3 separate regions of the Homo sapiens genome follow, and regions 1 and 2 are each linked to region 3. The links are chromatin contacts, found by Hi-C in ENCODE. All regions are on one chromosome and are shown on one strand. Each heading gives the region's core, a stretch centred on a gene start or an enhancer-like site at or near the end of the contact. The rest is flanking DNA. Distances are from core to core; before and after follow the strand shown. Region 1 has its middle 15 kb from the start of CEMIP2. Region 2 has its middle 78 kb from the start of TMC1. Region 3 holds the start of GDA (guanine deaminase).

Region 1 (2,700 bases), core at 39-2,538, 370 kb after region 3:
CATGAAGGGCTTTCTGCCGCCCTCACGGTGGCAATGAGTGACTTTTCCCTCTATTAGTTCCTCTGAGATATGATTTCTAAAAAGAGCCTGGCACCTTCCTTCCCTCTCTCTTGCTCCCTGTCACCTTCCACCGTGAATGAAAACTGCCTGAGGTCCCCACCAGAAGCAGATGCTCAATGCCATGCTTCTTGTACAGCCTCTAGAAACATGAGCCAAATAAACCTCTTTTCTTAATAAATTACCCAGCCTCGGGTATTCTTTTATAGCAACCCAAAATGAACTAAGACAATAGCTAACAAGATTAACAATAATTCCTTAAAGCACCTGATTCCTTGTCCATATTGAAATTTCTTCATTTGATCCCAAATGTGTCTTCCATTGATCCACTCAGATAAAGATCCAGTCAAAGACTACATGTTGTACTTGATTATTGTGCATTTTAAGTCTCTCGTGGTCTGAAACAGTTCCCTTCCTTGCTCTGGCCTGTAACTATTTTCCTCTTTTGACCAGCAAATAATCTGTGGTGGCAGGGTGGAGAGGGTGTCAATACAAAGTTTGACTAAGGTTGAGTATATATAACATGGGCTAATCATACAAAAATATTTTACTTATTTATTTATTTATTTTTGAGACAGAGTCTCGCTCTGTCACCCAGGCTGCAGTGCAGTGGTGTGATCTTGGCTCACTGCAACCTCCACCTGCCAGGTTCTAGTGATTCTTGTGCCTCAGCCTCCCGAGTAGCTGGGATTACAGGCATGTGCCACTGCACCCAGCTGAAAAATCTTTTATTTAAACGCCACTGATGTTTGTCTTTCCTAGAAACAAACTGAATATGAACATGGAAGTCAGTATTATTTTTACTATTTTCTCCAGCAGAATGACTTTACCACTCTCAACTTGTGGTTAGCACGAGATATTACATCTAGATACTTCCGAAGGCAGAGGGGAGCAAGAGAAGAAAAGTCATATTAGGACCTAATAATCCTCTTGTTCCCCTCAAAATCCAAACCCCAAATCTAAATCGGTGATACCGACTTTTAAAAGCAAAGCTGCAAATAGGTGATGTGGGTCCCCTCTCCCTCCCCCACTCCAAACAACTTGAGCCTTGTGTAAGCAGCTGCCAGACCTGCCCCGGGGCAAGGAAGAGCATGCAGCAGGTCAGGACGGTATATGACATGCTGGCACAAACACCCGTTGTCCCACCTCCACCCTTTCCACCCTCCGTGCGTCAGCTCCCCTGCAGCACATGCCGTGAGCAACTGTGCTGCTGACAGTGTTATTTCCTGTCACGAAATGAAATGTGTAAATGAAAGTACAAAAGAATGGAGGGATGACTGGTGGCCCTGTCACACTGGTGACACCTAGGGCCTAGCTGTAGGAAACATGTCTGGCTGGCTGCCCCGCCTCCTCACGCCAGTGCTTTTCCCAGCCTGAGCATCTCCATCTCTCAGTGATATGCTGTCCAGGCTTGGAACATTCTGCTCCTTTGGCCACTCCAGGTGTGGGCATCTCTTGCCTCCTGTTTTACATTGGTTTTTCAGTCTGTCACAGTTGAATCCCTTTAGCTGTTCACACTGTACTGAGATTATGGGCCCATGGATCTCTGTGCTGGAAGGGATGTCATTGGCACCAGCACCCACCCAACAAATAGTGGAATGTCCTTGTCACTATTGCTTATATGCAGTTGGTGAAGTGGTTAAGAGCAAAGACACCCTTGGTTCACATTCCTGGCACCTACTGGCTATATAATCTTACACAAATTACTTAGTCGCTTTTAGTTTCCTCATTTGTAAAATGTGTGGATTGGCAGGATGAATATCTATCTGTAAAACACACACAGCAGTGCCTAGCTCATAGCAAGCATTCTATAAGTGTTGCTATTTGCATATACCTGTCCAATCTCTTCATAAACACATCCAGGGATGTGAAGCTCATGAAGCTACCTTTACAAGGAAGCAAGCTCATAAAACAAGACATTTAATCTTTGGTGAATTCCAACAATCAGATACAGCTCCTTATAGTGTGTGATTATTATAGGGAAAGAAGGAAATGTGTTGCCAAAAATATACTGGGCCTTGTGGAAGATTTTTGGCTACATTCTTGTCACCTTGTGGAATTATTTATTCCCATTTTATCAATTTGCATGTGGCAAAACTGAAGCACAGAGGATTTGGGAAATTTGTCCAGAGTCAAACAATGAGTAGATGGTTGAGTCAGGATTTGAACTTGGGCTTTTTAGACTCTAGCATCTTCAAATATTGGAAGATAGTAGTCATTTTCCAATGAGACTTTAGTTTTTCACAGTGGTTGGCACATAATAAGTTATCAAATGATAGATATTGTGATCTATTTGTTTGTTTTGTTTTTTGAGACAGGGTCTTGCTCTGTCACCCAGGCTGGAGTGCGGTGGCACTATCATGGCTTACTGTAGCCTCAACTTCCCAGGGTCAAGGGATCCTCCCACTTCAGCCTCCTGAGTAACTGGGACCACAGGCGTGTGCCACCACGTGAAGCAAATTCTCGTATTTTTTGTAGAGATGGGGTTTCACCATGTTGCACAGGCAGGCTGGTTTTGAACTTCGGGCGACCTGCCTCGGCCTTCCAAAGTGTTAGGATTACAGGCATGAGCCATCATGCCTGGCCATGACTGTTAGTTTCTATAATACTTTGTATGTTGTCAAGGCCCTTTTGAACCATCCC
Region 2 (2,887 bases), core at 222-2,721, 290 kb before region 3:
CCTCTTAACTTTTAATTCCTCTTCCTCTTTTCCTCCTCCTCCTCCCTTTCTTTCCTCTTCCTCTTTCTCTTTCTCTTCCTTTTCTCTCTTTCTCTCAGTTGATAACTGTGCCTACCACACCTCCAGGAAACATAAACCATCAATTTTATAACCTAAAATCCAATCAACCTCCATACACATCCATTCTTCCGTTCCTCCCATGACAGAAGAAGAGGAGCCCTTCTAGGCAAAGCTAATTCTGCTGCTTTTGTCCTTATCCTGTTTACTCCTGCTTATCCTGGAGTCTGTGCCGTCTTTTATTGTCTCTCCTCTGCCTTTTCACTCCTCCTTCTCCATGAGCATCTTTCCCTTACTATAAAACATAACTAACTTGCTCCCACTGATGAATATCTTTTCTTTCTTCTTAATTCCACTTTATTTCCCAGGTGTCTGTGGAGCGTGTGCTATGTGCCAGACACTGTGCTGGGTGATGAGAATACTTTGGGAAATGAAACATCCAAACCCTGGCTTCAGGGAGCTTACAGTCTAGTGAGAGAGCAGATGATAAGTAGGCATCTAAATATAAATTTATAAATTTCCACAAATAGGGCACAGTGCTAGAGAGTAAACAGGGAGTCCTCTAAGTTAGGGTAGCCAGGAAAAAGCTCTTATCATTCCATCACTTCCATTACTGGAGTGCAGACTGTTATCTCTCACCTGGGTTCTAATGAATTCTTAACTGGATTCTCTGCTTACAAATTCCCTTTTTTGGTCCTTTTCACGTATTACTACCATAGTTCAGTGTCTAAAGCAGATCCAAACTTGTCATTCCTCTATTTGTGCCTTCAGTAGTTTCTCAATACCTGCAAGCCCAGATACTTGAGCCCAACATTTTAAAACACCTAGATGAGTAAACAGACTAGAGATTGCTCTATAAACAGAGACCAGTGCTGTGAGCAATGTTTGGTGCTGATGTTAATCTCCAGAACTCCCCTGGGCTTGTTATTTTTGACAGCCATTCTCTATTTTGATTTGTCTTCTTTAACAAAACAAAACCAAATGAAGAATGAAGAGCATCCAATGGAGGACCTAGAGCAATTGCATTCTCTCCTATGACTACTAAGTAGTTCTAAGAAACAGGTTAGGCTGTGGAACCTGCAAAGTGGAGAAGAAAGTGGCTGAAACTCTGGAGAAAGAAAAGGCCACACAGTTGACTGCTGCAGGAGACCAAATTTGACATTCTTCTTTAAAATGCTATTAGGAAAACTGGTCAACTAAAACAAAAAGAAACTAAATTTCATGAATTTCTCATTTGGTGAAATGGGCTTTTGTGAATTGGCCATTGAGTGAGTTTTCTTCAAGAGTCTAGGGGAATTTGACATTCTGACTATTTGACAGACTCCACCAGGGGGAAGTGAGTTATATGAGTCAAGATTAATGGCATGGGCAGAGGAGCTTCTGTCCCACTTCCTTTTTAGTAGCTGAGAGCATACTGTGTCTCTTGTTGCCTCTCTGTCAGCTTGTGGATAGCAAAGTGTGGGCCTAAACTTCACGCTTCCAATACGCCGCCAAAGAGAACATGGAACTTGATTGAGGGCCTGATTAGGAGCTTGATAGAAGATGTCTTGACAAAAAAGATGAGATGACCTGTTAGTGGTGAGCCAGAGATGGTTCACCGGGTCAGAGACCTGCCTATTAAATTATAAGAAACTTTGCAAGCCAGTTGTTAAACACAGCAATACTTAAAAACAAAGATATTTCAACTTACATTTAAATTAATTCTATTAAAAATAAAGACAAGAAATATTCAAAATTGTCACTCCATAGTTATTAGACTACATTTTACATATTATCTATGTTCTTGAGCTTATATGTATCTATTGTATCTGTAAGGCAGATCTTTTTCCAACTTCACATTTGGTGACACCACACTGGTACCTTGAAATGCCAAGGCAGAAATGTTTGCACCACAAAAGTCTGCAAATACCACAAATCAGGGCTCAAGTGACTCAGAACCAACTGCTAATCATACTGCGGTCTACACTGCAGGGCAGACTTCCTGTTTGAAGAGCTAGGAGAGGTTAGCACAGTGACTCATGCCTGTAATCTCAGCACTTTGAGAGGCCAACTGGGGTGGACCACTTGAGGTCAGGAGTTCGAGGCCAGCCTGGCCAACATAGTGAAACCCCATCTCTATTAAAAATTAAAAAAAAAAAAATTAGCCAGGCATGGTGGCACATGCCTGTAATCCCAGCTACTTAGGAGGCTGACACACGAGAATTGCTTGAACCCAGAAAGTGGAGGTCAAAGTAAATGGCACCACTGCACTCCAGCCTGTGCGACGAAGTGAGACTCTGCCTCAAAAAAAAAGAGCTAGGAAAGTCACACTGGACCTCTGCAGCACTAACAAGGTAAGGTCATGTCAGCAAGGATAAGAATGGTCCATGCATTACACCAGTTACAGGCTTCAGTTCATATGCCAGCAGAACACCCCAAAATTGCACCAGTCCCTCCCAGTGGTCATGAGTCCAGGGAGCAGCGCGGACCAGCCATGACACAGCAGAGACCAACAATGTCAAAAGGATGCCAAGAACTCCCAATGTCCTCTGTCCTGCTGAAGTCGCTTAAGCCTCACATTCAGATGTCATCTTGAAGAGAAACAGAGTGAGCAGAAACCTGAGAGACTGAGCACTTTATCTAAAAGAGATAAAGAATTTACCTAAAGTCATGATTTTCTTTATAAAATTGAATAAAATTCTGGTGAGACTAAAACTGCACTTGTCACCCTTTGGGTTGGGGGTGGTTGAGTGAGGATGATCTTTGCTGACAACAGACCTAGTATATAAAAAAGGAGCCATACTTTGTTGTTGTTGCGTATTTGAAAACAGCGTAAATAACTTTACACTTC
Region 3 (2,704 bases), core at 22-2,521:
CCGACTCGGTAGCATCTTAGTCAAGAATAGTATCTTCAACTTGACAAATCACAAGTATGTGTACTTTTGCTAACCAAACCAGTAGTTGGAAAACAGCTCAAAAAATCCCATCTCCATATTTATTTTATCATTTTTTTGTTCTAAAAAATGGAATGGCTTCACTTATCAAACTTGCCAGGCCATGGCTGATATAGTCACTATATGTGTGTATGGAACAGTAAATAGTAGACATCAAGTTACCTGTGTCATTTGTAGAAATCCTGATTTTGGAAAAGGAAGTGTAAAAGATACATTCAAAGAAGACATTTTGAACCTTAAAATGGAACTGCTTGCTTTGATGCAAATGGCTATGGTGTGTGTGTGTGTGTGCGTGCGTGTGTGTGTGTGTGTGTACGCGTGTGTGTATAAGAGAGAGAGAGGAAGGAAAAGAGATGGATGAATTATTTCTTTCGGACCATCCCTTCTAGTATTACAAGTTGTGGAACCTTCATCGTTAGTATATTATCTCTGTTGAATGATAGGGTGAATGTAATCAGTTCTATTTATTCTATGTTCTGGACACGCTAAACAACATCAATCAAATGACCCCCTCCTCTTATTTCTTTCACAATAAATTCAACCACATTTATGGAGAGCCTCCTGTGCCAGGCACAGTGCTAGGTGTTGGAAACAAAGATGATTTAAGCAAGATTGAAGATTATTGCCGGTATCTTAGGATTGGAACGGGGGGCGGGGGAGCGGGGGGTGACATCCTTGCTCCCGGCTCTACCGCAGCCCGGACTGCTGTCGAGCCAGTTGTGGCGTTAGCACGCCACTGCTCCCGACTTCTGGGAACTCCCCAGCCAGCCCACGAACCTAGCGCCAGGGTTCTCTCTGCGTTGCCCAAGAGCCAAAGACTCAAGTTCAACTCCGGAGCCGCGGCGCTCACTGCGCACCGAGCGAACCCCGGGCTACGCGAAGCACCGCGCCAGGTTCCTTGCACCTATCCTCCCGCCCGTCGGAGTGCGCTCGACCCCGCGCCTGCTTACTTTGCCGCTGTCGCTCACGCCGAGGAGGTGATCCCGCAGCACCTCCATGGGGCAGGTCCAGGTGGAGTGGACGAACGTCCCTCGGAAGATGTGCGCCAGGGGCGGCATCTGAGCGGCACACATGTCAGCGGCGGAGCGCAGCGCGGGTCTGCTGGTCGAGGAGGGCGCACGCGGCGGAGACGCAGCGGGACTCTCTGCAGCTGCGGGCGGCTGCCGGGCGGACACAGGCTCCGGCCTTGTCCTGCCCCCGCTTACCCGGGCGGTTGCCGGTACCCTGCAGGCCGCGCCCAGGGGCTGGCTCCCTACCTCCTCAATGCCAATAGGATTTTTCTCCCGCGAGTTGGCTCCGCGCTCCCGTGGGGTGTGGTCTTTCTCTCCACCCTTGCGTTAGTTTTGGTTGTGTTAACTCTTTGAGTTATCAAGATCAACCACAGCTGAGGCTCAGAAGATCAGCTTCCTCCACCTTCTATGAGTTGTGTCAGCCTGGCTCCTCTGACCCTTCAACTCCTAGGATCACTTACTTCTTCAACCTGTAGCACTCAGGTCCTGTACTTGCATTAGTTCAGGCACAGGTGAAAGGTCAGCTGGGGCTGCCTACCTTATGACCAGTTTCATTTTTAGTTTATGTAGACTGCAGAATTAGTATTGGTCCTCACCTGGAAGGTTCTGGAAGCATGTCTTACCGAACATCTCTGGGGACCCCTAAACTGGGTGTCATTGTGGACGCCAAGGTTCCTCTCTTCACCTTGAGGCTAATGTTTTTGGTTCTTGTGTTTGTCCGCAAACAATTCCAATACCAATTTTTCTCGTGTAAAATGAATGAATCTCTTTTATTTACTTCCAGTTGTACAAAGGGAGAAAATTAAGTTCTCAAGTCAAATAGGCAGCAATGGTACCATGGGTGCTGAATTGGGAATCAAGAGACTGTGGACAAGACACGTGGGCCTCAGTGTGCTTATCATCCCCACTTATGAAAATGGAGCTTGGACTGGGTCATAACTAGGGTCAGCGTTCCCACCCTACACAATGACCACAGGGTCCTTCACTAAGTTCCTCCATGAAACCCAGCTGGCTTCCATTCAGGGCCCTCTAACGTGCTGTTCCTTCTGCCCCTAATCCCTCTTGTGGCGCTTTACTTGGCAGCTCTTCTCACCACTGATTTGTCTCAAATGTCAGGCTCTTCGGAGTCACCTTTCCTGACCACCAAGTGGCACCGGACTCCCAGCAGTTTCTACTCCACTAATCCATCTTGTTTCTGCCATTGCATTTATTGTGTCCATTCTTCTTTATTTTGTGTTTTTTAGTTTACTCCTGTTTCCCTCTCACCAATACACACACACACACACACACACACACACACACACACACACACATACACACACCAATAACAGAAGCACCACAGGAGCAGGGAATGTGTCTTATGCCTAGAACAATGCCGGTGTTCCATACATGTTTATTGAATAAATGAATGGATGGTTTTTCTGTGAGCAGAGCCATAACCTGAGACAAATAACTATTTTGACAACTACATAAAGGGTGAGGGTTTCATTGCAGTGTGTGAGCAGTTTTTCTCTGAATTGCTGCTTTTAAGACACAGGGCTGGCTTATAGAAATGATTCGTTCCCTTCTCAGTTCCTTCAGCTCCCCCATAACCAATGTCTAAGGTGACCAACAAA

The links. Hi-C counts contacts between places; a loop is a spot of excess contacts on that map. Pooled maps may share reads with other maps.
Region 1: a loop to region 3 is called in a map with no recorded cell type, with 4 times the contacts of the local background. The contact joins the enhancer-like site here to the promoter of GDA in region 3. A Hi-C loop is called at or near these places in 10 of 37 single-sample maps with no recorded cell type and 4 of 50 pooled maps.
Region 2: a map with no recorded cell type shows a loop between it and region 3 (2.8-fold over the local background). The contact joins the enhancer-like site here to the promoter of GDA in region 3. A Hi-C loop is called at or near these places in 2 of 37 single-sample maps with no recorded cell type and 4 of 50 pooled maps.

The regions. Positions count from the first base shown.
Region 1 is chr9:71,781,904-71,784,603 of GRCh38, reverse strand. No RefSeq gene overlaps it. Among named protein-coding and RNA genes, the nearest start is that of CEMIP2, 15 kb to the right of the region's middle. Within about 2 kb of position 1,288, at least 12 of the 41 ENCODE cell types and tissues checked have a DNase peak (open chromatin) inside an H3K27ac peak, as active enhancers do.
Region 2 is chr9:72,442,640-72,445,526 of GRCh38, reverse strand. No RefSeq gene overlaps it. Among named protein-coding and RNA genes, the nearest start is that of TMC1, 78 kb to the left of the region's middle. RefSeq lists an enhancer at 1,075-1,334. Within about 2 kb of position 1,471, at least 9 of the 41 ENCODE cell types and tissues checked have a DNase peak (open chromatin) inside an H3K27ac peak, as active enhancers do.
Region 3 is chr9:72,148,007-72,150,710 of GRCh38, reverse strand. It overlaps GDA (guanine deaminase), which reads right to left and starts at 1,271. Exons shown (of 14, transcript NM_004293.5): 1 at 1,029-1,271. The coding sequence starts at 1,151. RefSeq lists enhancers at 571-1,070, 1,071-1,572.